Linked DNA regions of Homo sapiens: region 1 is linked to region 2. Evidence: read pairs that join two places in POLR2A ChIA-PET (ENCODE). Cell type or tissue: K562. All regions are shown on one strand. Each heading gives the region's core, and the rest is flanking DNA. Links, peaks and the distances in the headings are about the cores only.

Region 1 (4,378 bases), core at 114-4,113, 180 kb after region 2:
TTGCTGCTGCGGTGTTTGGCCATTCCTTTTTTTTTTTTTTTTGAGACAGGGTCTCACTCTGTCGCCCATGCTGGAGTGCAGTGGCACGATCACGGCTCCCTGCAACTCCAACTCCTGGGTTCAAGGGATTCTTGTGCCCCGGCCTCCCAAGTAGCTGAGACCACAGGTGCATGCCATCACGCCCGGCTAATTTGAAAATTTTCTGTAGAGATGGGGTCTTGCTGTGTTGCCTAAGCTGGTCTTGAACTCATGGGCTCCAGTGATCCTCCTGCCTCTGTTTCCCAAAGTGCTGGGATTACAGACAAGAGCCACCATGCCCAGCACGTGGCTTGTTTTGAACCATTGACACATCAGAATCTAGGAACTGCGGTGTCCTTTTCACTCCTTCCCTTCTCTGTTCCCTCCCTGGTCCAAGCACCTGAGTCTCTGCCCTGAGTTGTTTCTAAGCCTCTCACCACTGTCTCTGAAGCCACATTTGCTCCCTTACTGTTCCTCTGTCCCCAGCAGAGAGATGATTCTTCAAGAAACCAAAGCAGCCTGTGGCATTCCAGCGATTCCTCATTGCTCAAGGGTAAAACCTAAAGCACTTGTCTTGGCTCTGCTCCAGCCTGCTGCTTAGCTGCTCCCCCTAAAATTTACTCTGTTCCAGCCTCCGGGTGTCACCCGCTTCCCCAAAGCTCTGTGCTACCCCAGGGCCTTTGCATTCCCCGCCAGGGAGCCTCATGCTGGCCCTCAGCTGAAATCCCATTTCCTCAGCAGGGTCCTCCCGGGCACACCCACTGTGGCCCTCTGGGCCCTCTGCACCGCTGTCTCCTCTCCACAGCTCCTGGTACATCGTGACCCCGTATTATGTAATAGGTGCTTTGTTCATGTCCCCTTGAGCACCAGCAAGCCTAGGGGGTGGGGGGGATAGCCTCTCTCAGTCGTGCGCACTGTCATATCCCGGCCCTTGGATCGCTGCCCGCACGCTCTTGTTACACCCGCCTGACTGCCATTCATCACTGAGCCCAGCAGCTGGCACAGGCAGGCCCGACGCAGCAAGGGGCACAGTCCGTGTTGGTTGCGTGCATGGCGAGTGCAAACTGCACAGTTAGCAGAAAAGGTTTTTGGGAGTGACAGACACCCCTGCACACGGTTGAGCCCTTTGTAGGTCTCCGTGTGACAAGTACATCCCTGCTGTGCTTGGGAAAGGGCTGCGGCTTGGGAAAGGGCTGTGTGGGTTCCCTGGCTTCTTCCTGCTGTCCCCGAGGAGCATCGGAAATGGGTCACAACGCAGCAGGTAACCGCAGCCTCCCTCAGGCAGAGCTGAGTGGCTCAGTATTCCATCCAAGGCCTGATCAGAGCTCCTCTGGGCCACATAGAGCCCCCAGGACATGGCTGGACTAGGAGTTGGGACCCTGATCTCCCTTCCTGGCTGGGTCACGCCCGCCATGCCACTGACTCTTGGGGGACCTGCCTGGAAGGTGAGGAAGTGATCCATGCTAGCTCGTCCCTGGGGACCAAGTCCTTCTGCACCTGGGGTGGTCACAAATCTGCTTTCAGAAAAATCATGGGGGCGGCGCTGGGGGCTACTCAGCTGGGAAATCATTACAGACATTTCCGATCATAGATCACACTGAAAGTTTTTGGGCATCTAACTCAGAAGGAATTCTAGATTTGGGATTTTTTTTTTTGCTCTGAGAAAACTCCACCCTAGGCCAGGTGTAGTGGCTCACACCTGTAATTTCAGCACTTTGGAAGGCTGAGGTGGGCGGATCACTTGAGGTCAGGAGTTCAAGACCAGCCTGGTCAACATGCTGAAACCCCTCTTCTACTAAAAATACAAAAATTAACCAGGTGCAGTGGCACGTGTCTGTAATCCTGGCTACTTGCGAGGCTGAGGCAGGAGAATTGCTTGAACCCGGGAGGCAGAGGTTGTAGTGAGCAACCTCCTGCAGAAATTTTCTTTTTATTTATTTATTACAGAAACAGGGCTCTCACTATCTTGGCCTGGCTGCATGCACTACCGTGTCTAGCCTGGATTTTTCTTTCTATGCTTAGAACCTTTGGTCACTGAAATATTTCTTAAACATTATTTTTTCTTTTCTTTTTTTAAGACGGAGTCTTGCTCTGTTGCCCTGGCTGGAGTGCCGTGTCGCGATCTTGGCTTGCTGCAACCTCCACCTCTGAGGGCGGGTTCAAGCCATTCTCCCACCTTAGCCTCCCAGGTAGCTGGGACTACAGGTGCACACCACTACGCCCAGCTAACTTTAGTATTTTTAGTAGAAACAGGGTTTCACTATGTTGGCCAGGCTGGTCTCAAACTCCTGACCTCAAGTGATCTGATCTGCCCGCCTTGGCCTCCCAAAGTGCTGGGATTACAGGCATGAGCCACTGCACCCAGCCTAAAAATTAAATTTCAATTTGATCAACATGATAGGGTAATCAGTGCTAACCTTCAGTCATAAACATGTATTATAATAAGATCCTATGAAGGAGGGAAACAGAAACCAACGTCAAAGCAAAAAGAGAGCCAATGTTAAAGAGCTTATTCATAGCCTCTTATTTTTTTTTAAAGGGATAATGGTAGGTTTCAAATTACTGAAGCATTTAGACTCTAGATAGATTTAACAGAGTCCTGTAAATGTTTATGTAAAATTTTTAATACCGACAGTAGGCCAGAAATGACATCTTTTGCAACTCTTAAAGCTTGGGTAAAAATATTAGTTACAGGCGTGAGCCACCGTACCTGGCCTATTTTATTTTATTTTATTTTATTTTATGTTTTTTGAGACAGAGTCTCAGTCTGTTGCCCAGGCTGGAGTGCAGTGGCATGAACTCTGCTCACTGCAACCTCTGCCTCCCAAGTTCAAGTGATTCTCGTGCCTCAGTCTCCAGAGTAGCTGGGACTACAGGCATGTGCCACCACACCTGGCTAATTTTTTGTATTTTCAGTCGAGATGAGTTTTCACCATGTTAGCTAGGATGGTCTCAAACTCCTGACCTCAGGTAATCCACCTGCCTTGGCCTCCCAAAGTTCTGGGATTACAGGTGTGAGCCACTGTACCTAATATTTTTTTTTTTTTTTGAGTCAGGGTCTCATTCTGTCACCCAGGTTGGAGTGCAATGGTGCTATTATAGTTCACTGCAGCTTGGGCCTCCTGGGCTTAAGTGATACTCTTGCCTTAGCTTCCTGATTATGCTAGGACTACAGGTGCATACCACCTACAGCCGGCTACTTTTGTTTTTTTTTGGTAGAAATGGGGTCTTGCGATGTTGCCCAGGTTGGTCTTGGGTCTTGGGTCTTGGACTCTGGGCCTCGAGGGATCCTCCTGCCTTGGCCTCCCAACCATGTGTGTGTTTAATGGGCATTTCTTTTTTTTTTTTTTTTTTGAGACGGAGTCTCGCTCTGTCACCCAGGCTGGAGTGCAGTGGTGTGATCTCAGTTCACTGCCACCTCTGCCTCCTGGGTCAAGCGATTCTTCTGCCTCAGCCTCCCAAGTAGCTGGGACTACAGGCGCCCACCACCATGCCCAGCTAATTTTTTGTATTTTTTGTAGAGATGGGGTTTCACCGTGTTAGCCAGGATCGTGTCGATCTCCTGACTTCATGATCCGCCCCCTCGGCCTCCCAAAGTGCTGGGATTACAGGTGTGAGCCACTGTGCCTGGGCCTAATGGGCATTTCAAACTTTACATGTCCAAAATGGAGCTTCTGATTTTTCCTCTTGAACCTGCATTTCCCCACCCCCTTGGTGGCAGTTCCGGCCTGTTTGTTACCCAGGCCCTAAGCTGTTTGACTCTGCTCTTTCTCTCATGCCTCATGTCCAAATGTCAGCACATCCCTTAGCTCAGCATTCTAGAATTTAACCACTTCTCATCAGCCTCACTGCCGTTACCAGGCCTAAGCCAGGGGTTGGCAAACTTAATCCAGCTAGCAAAGATCTTAGGCTTTGCCTAAGGGTCTCTGCAGCACTGCTCATCTCTGTCGTCTCTTTTTTTTCTTTTAGAGACGGAGTTTTGCACTGTCGCCCAGGCTGGAGTGCGGTGGTGCGATCTCGACTCACTGCAACCTCCGCTTCCCAGGTTCAAGCAATTCTCCTGTCTCAGCCTCCCAAGTAGCTGGGATTACAGGCACGCATCACCACGTCTGGCTAATTTTTGTATTTTGGTAGAGACGGGTTCACCATGTTGGCCAGGCTGGTCTCAAACTCCTGATTTCAAGTGATCTGCTCACTTTGGCCTCCCAAAGTGCTGTGATTACAGGCGGGAGCCACCGCATCCAACCATCTCAGACATCTCAGCAGCAGTGATACCACTGTGGCAGCCACAGATGACATCCAGTGAGCATGGCGTGTTCAATACAACTCTATTTATGGACACCAAAATTTGAATTTAATT
Region 2 (4,378 bases), core at 316-4,315:
GTGAGCTATGATCGCACCACTGCACCCCAGCCTGAGCGACAGAGCAAGACCCTGTTTCAAAATAAAAAGAAAAAAGAGAAATAAAGAACTAATATATACATCTCTTTAAAAGCAAACGAACAAAAGACTTGGGCCAAGCATGGTGGCTCACACCTGTAATCCCAGGACTTTGGGAGGCCAAGGCGTGCAGATCATCTGAGGTCAGGAGTTTGAGACCAGCCTGGCCAACGTGGTGAAACCTTGTCTCCACTAAAAATACAAAAATTACAACCGGGCGCGGTGGCTCACGCCTGTAATCCCAGCACTTTGGGAGGCCGAGGCAGGCGGATCACGAGGTCAGGAGATCGAGACCATCCTGGCTAACACGATGAAACCCTGTCTCTACTAAAAATACAAAAAATGAGCTGGGCGTGGTGGCGGGTGCCTGTAGTCCCAGCTACTAGGGAGGCTGAGGCAGGAGAGTGGCGTGAACCTGGGAGGCGAAGCTTGCAGTGAGCCGAGATCGCACCACTGCACTCTGGCCTGGGCAACAGAGCAAGACTCTGTCTCAAAAAAAAAAAAAAATACAAAAATTACCTGAGTGTGGTGGTGCGTGCCTGTAATCCCAGCTACTCAGGAGGCTGAGGCAGGAGAATCACTTGAACCCGAGAGGCGGAGGCTGCAGCCAGCTGAGATTGTGCCACTGCACTCCAGCCTGGGTGACAGAATGAGACTCTGTCTCAAAAAAAAAAAAAAAAAGACCTGAAGGGGGCGAGAGAAAGCCATGTGGGGATCTGGAGGAGGAGGTGGTGCTGCAAGTGAGAGTGAGCTGCCGTGCAAAGCCCCTAAGGTAGGAGCATGCCCAAAACGGCGAGGAAGCTGGCCTGGCTGAAGGGAATGAGCAAAGGGGAGAGAAGGAGGAGGTGAGGGCAGATAAGTGCTGAGCAGATCCTGCAGGGCCCTGTGGGCCACAAGAAGGAATTTGGCTTTTGCACTGAGTGAGGTGGGAGCCCTGGAGGGTCCTTGAGCAGAGGAGGGACGTGCCCTGACAGAAAAGCATGGAGCGGGCGAGCAAGGGCAGGAGCCAGGAGACCAGGGCAGAGGAGTCTGCACTGGGCCAAGGGGGAGTTGATGGGGCCGGACCAGGTAGGGGCTGTGGAGGAGGTGAAAAGTGAGTAGATGCTGGATAGATTTTGAAAATAGAGCTCTCGGGATTTGCTGATACAATAGAGAGAGAGAGAAAGGGACAGGGGCAGAGATAGAGGCCAGGCATGGTGGCTCATGCCTGTAATCCCAGTACTTTGTGGGGCAGAGGCAGGAGGGTCACTGAAGCCTAGGAGTTCAAGACCAGCCTGGGCAACAAAGTGAGACCGGGGAAGGAGAAGGAAGGAAGGAAGGAAGGGAGGGAGGGAGGGAGGGAGGGAGGGAGGGAGGGAGGGAGGGGAGGAAGGAGAAAGAAAGGGAGGAGAGATAGAGATAGAGGAAAGAAAGAAAGAAGGAAGGAGAAGAAAGAGGGAAGGAAGGAAGGAAGGAAGGAAGAAATGGAGGGAGGGAGGGAAGGAAGGAAGGAGAAAGAAAGGGAGGAGAGACAGAGATAGATGAAAGAAAGAAGGAAGGAGAAGAAAGAAAGAGAGGGAAGGAAGGAAGGAAGGAAGGAAGGAGAGACAGAGAACGAAGAAAGAGAAGAAAGAAGGAAACAGAAAGAGAGAACAAAATAAAACAGAGACAGAGACATGGAGGACTCCAAGTATTTTGCCCCAAGAATCTGGGCCAAAAGAAAGGAAACAAGGTGGCCGGGCGCGGTGGCTCCCGCCTGTAATCCCAGCACTTTGGGAGGCCGAGGCGGGCGGATCACGAGGTCAGGAGATTGAGACCATCCTGGCTAACACGGTGAAACCCCGTCTCTACTAAAAATACAAAAAATTAGCCGGGCGTGGTGGGGGGCGCCTGTAGCCCCAGCTACTCGGGAGGCTGAGGCAGGAGAATGGCGTGAACCTGGGAGGCAGAGCTTGCAGTGAGCCGAGATCGCGCCACTGCACTCCAGCCTGGGTGACAGAGCAAGACTCCGTCTCAAAAAAAAAAGAAAAAAGAAAAAAAAGGAAGGAACAAGGCTCAGAGAGGTCCAAGGAGTTGCCCTGGCGGTCCGGGGCCACAGTGGCCTTCATCCCCAGCTGAGATGTGTCCCCAGTCTAAGGCCACTCAGAGCCAGGCACCTTCTCCGGCTGCCTCCCAATCCCCGCCCCCCGCTTCCGTCCCAGCACCCTCACCCCGCCCCCGGGCCCCTTTGTCCTCCTCTTCGTCTTATTTCCAGAATTTCTCCTCCCTAGGGAATCCAGTCCATGTGCTTTTGATTCCTTTGTCCTGAACTCATGCGGCATGAGCACCCCTGAAGCCTTATGTGGAAAAATTTGGAGGCTGGGGGTGGGGAGGGGGTCACATTCCTCCCGGGGGTACAGAGCTACGTCGGCATCTCCAGGGCCCCCCAGCAGCAAGCAGGCATCCTCCCAGGCCAGGCCAGACCGGACGCTGCCCAACACAGGCTTTCTTTGGGGCTTGGCCGGCGCCCGACTACAGCCCCGGCTCCAGCTGCCCTGCCTGTCCCCCGCCCCCACGCCTCCCGTCCCAACCTCCCACACGTTTCCTCCTAGAAGCCCAGACCCGTGGGACTTGGCCTCCCCCGCGCCTTCCCTCTCTACTCAGCTCTGCAGCTCCTGTAGGCCTCCTCCCCGGGTGATCACAGAAGGACCAGCTCACCTTAGCGGGACAGGCAGGGCATGGGCGTGGCCAGAGCCTCGGGCAGGCATCCCAGGCTCCCTGGTGTCTCTCTCATCCGCTGGCCTCTGTGCCCTCTTCTCTTCCCCACCCCCGCTCGTGGCCCCTCCTGCCTCTCCATCGCAAAGTCCCCAGAGGAGTCTCCTTAATCACTTGCTTTTGACTGAATCCTGACCACCTGGACCCTGATCTAGCTACTGAGGAGATAAAGTAACCAACACTTAAAAGCTAACCTTCAGGCATTCTGGGAGGCTGAGACTGACGGATCACTTGAGGTCAGGAGTTCAAGACCAGCCTGGCCAACAAGATGAAACCTCGTCTCTACTAAAAATACAAAAAAATTAGCTGGCGTAGTGGCGGATGCCTGTAATCCCAGCTACTGCGGAGGCTGAGGCAGGAGAATCGCTTGAACTTGGGAGGTGGAGATTGCAGTGAGCTGAGATCGTGCCACTGCACTCCAGCCTGGGCAACAAAGCAAGACTCCGTCTCAAAAAATAAAAATTAGCTGGGTGTGGGGCCGGGCTTGGTGGCTCAAGCCTGTAATCCCAGCACTTTGGGAGGCCGAGGCAGGCGGATCACCTGAGGTCAGAAGTTCAAGACCAGCCTGGCCAACATGGTGAAACCCCGTCTCTACTAAAAATACAAAAAAAAATTAGCCAGGCGTGGTGGCGCATGCCTGTAATTCCAGCTACTCGGGAGGCTGAGGCAGGAGAATCAGTTGAACCTGGGAGGCAGACGTTGCAGTGAGCCGAGATCATGCCACTGCACTCCAGCCTGGGTGACAGAGCGACACCCTGTCTTAAAAGAAAAAAAATAGCTGGCTGTGGTGGCATGTGACTGTAGTCCCAGCCACAAGGGAGGCTGAGGTGGGAGGATTGCTTGAGCCCGGGAGTTCAAGGCTGCAGTAAGCTATGACTGCACTGCTGCACTCCACCCTGGCTGAGACCTTGACTCAGCAACAATGAAAAAGTGACAGGGCCAGGACTTGACCCCTGACCATTTTGTTCTACAGCCTTTCATGGGAAAGACAGATGAGTTTTCGACCTTCCAGAGCCTTTGATCCAGAGGAGAGAGGCAGGAAATAGCAAATGGATAAGAATATGCCATTCGGTGACTAGGGCAATGGAGATTGCAAAAGATGGTGGCTGGGAAATGGGGCTTGTGTCGGGGGTCCCTGAGACCACCCTCAGGGTCAATAATTTGCTGAGATTGATAGATCCCAGAAAAGTGGTGTTACTCCCAGTTATGGTTTATTACAGTGAAAGTTACAGATGAAAATCAGCAAAGAGGCCAGGCTTGGTGGCTCATGCCTGTAACCCCAGCACTTTGGGAGGCCCAGACAGGCAGATCATTTGAGGTCATGAGTTCAAGACCAGCCTGACCAACATGGTGAAACCCCATCTCTACTAAAAATACAAAAATTAGCCAGGTGTGGCAGGGGGCTCCTGTAATCCCAGCTACTTGGGAGGCTGAGACAGGAGGATCACCTGGACCTGGGAGGCAGAGGTTGTAGCGAGCCGAGATCCTGCCATTGCACTCCAGTCTAAGCAACAAGAGCAAAACTCCATCTCGAAAAAAAAAAAAAAACTAGGAATACTAGAGGAGAGGAGGTGAGGCAGACAGGCTC

What was found. Peaks named below come from ENCODE experiments on the same cell type or tissue, not always from the same donor. Only the 100,000 strongest peaks of a DNase experiment are listed, where the experiment ranks them.
Region 1: POLR2A ChIA-PET joins it to region 2 with 5 read pairs; 7 of 35 experiments call an interaction of 5 or more read pairs at or near these places.

Annotation. Positions count from the first base shown.
Region 1 is chr19:14,544,610-14,548,987 of GRCh38, forward strand. All of the region lies in intron 1 of TECR (trans-2,3-enoyl-CoA reductase), which reads left to right. It also overlaps a transcript of DNAJB1 not described here. Among named protein-coding and RNA genes, the nearest start is that of TECR, 17 kb to the left of the region's middle. In K562, for the core only: no CTCF peak of the experiment used is centred there; no DNase peak of the experiment used is centred there.
Region 2 is chr19:14,361,139-14,365,516 of GRCh38, forward strand. It overlaps LINC01841 (long intergenic non-protein coding RNA 1841), which reads right to left and starts at 2,852. Exons shown (of 4, transcript NR_134908.1): 1 at 2,734-2,852. In K562, for the core only: a CTCF peak has its summit at 785 (motif pointing right); DNase peaks (open chromatin) are centred at 788, 2,213, 2,663 and 3,743; H3K4me3 peaks cover 797 bases.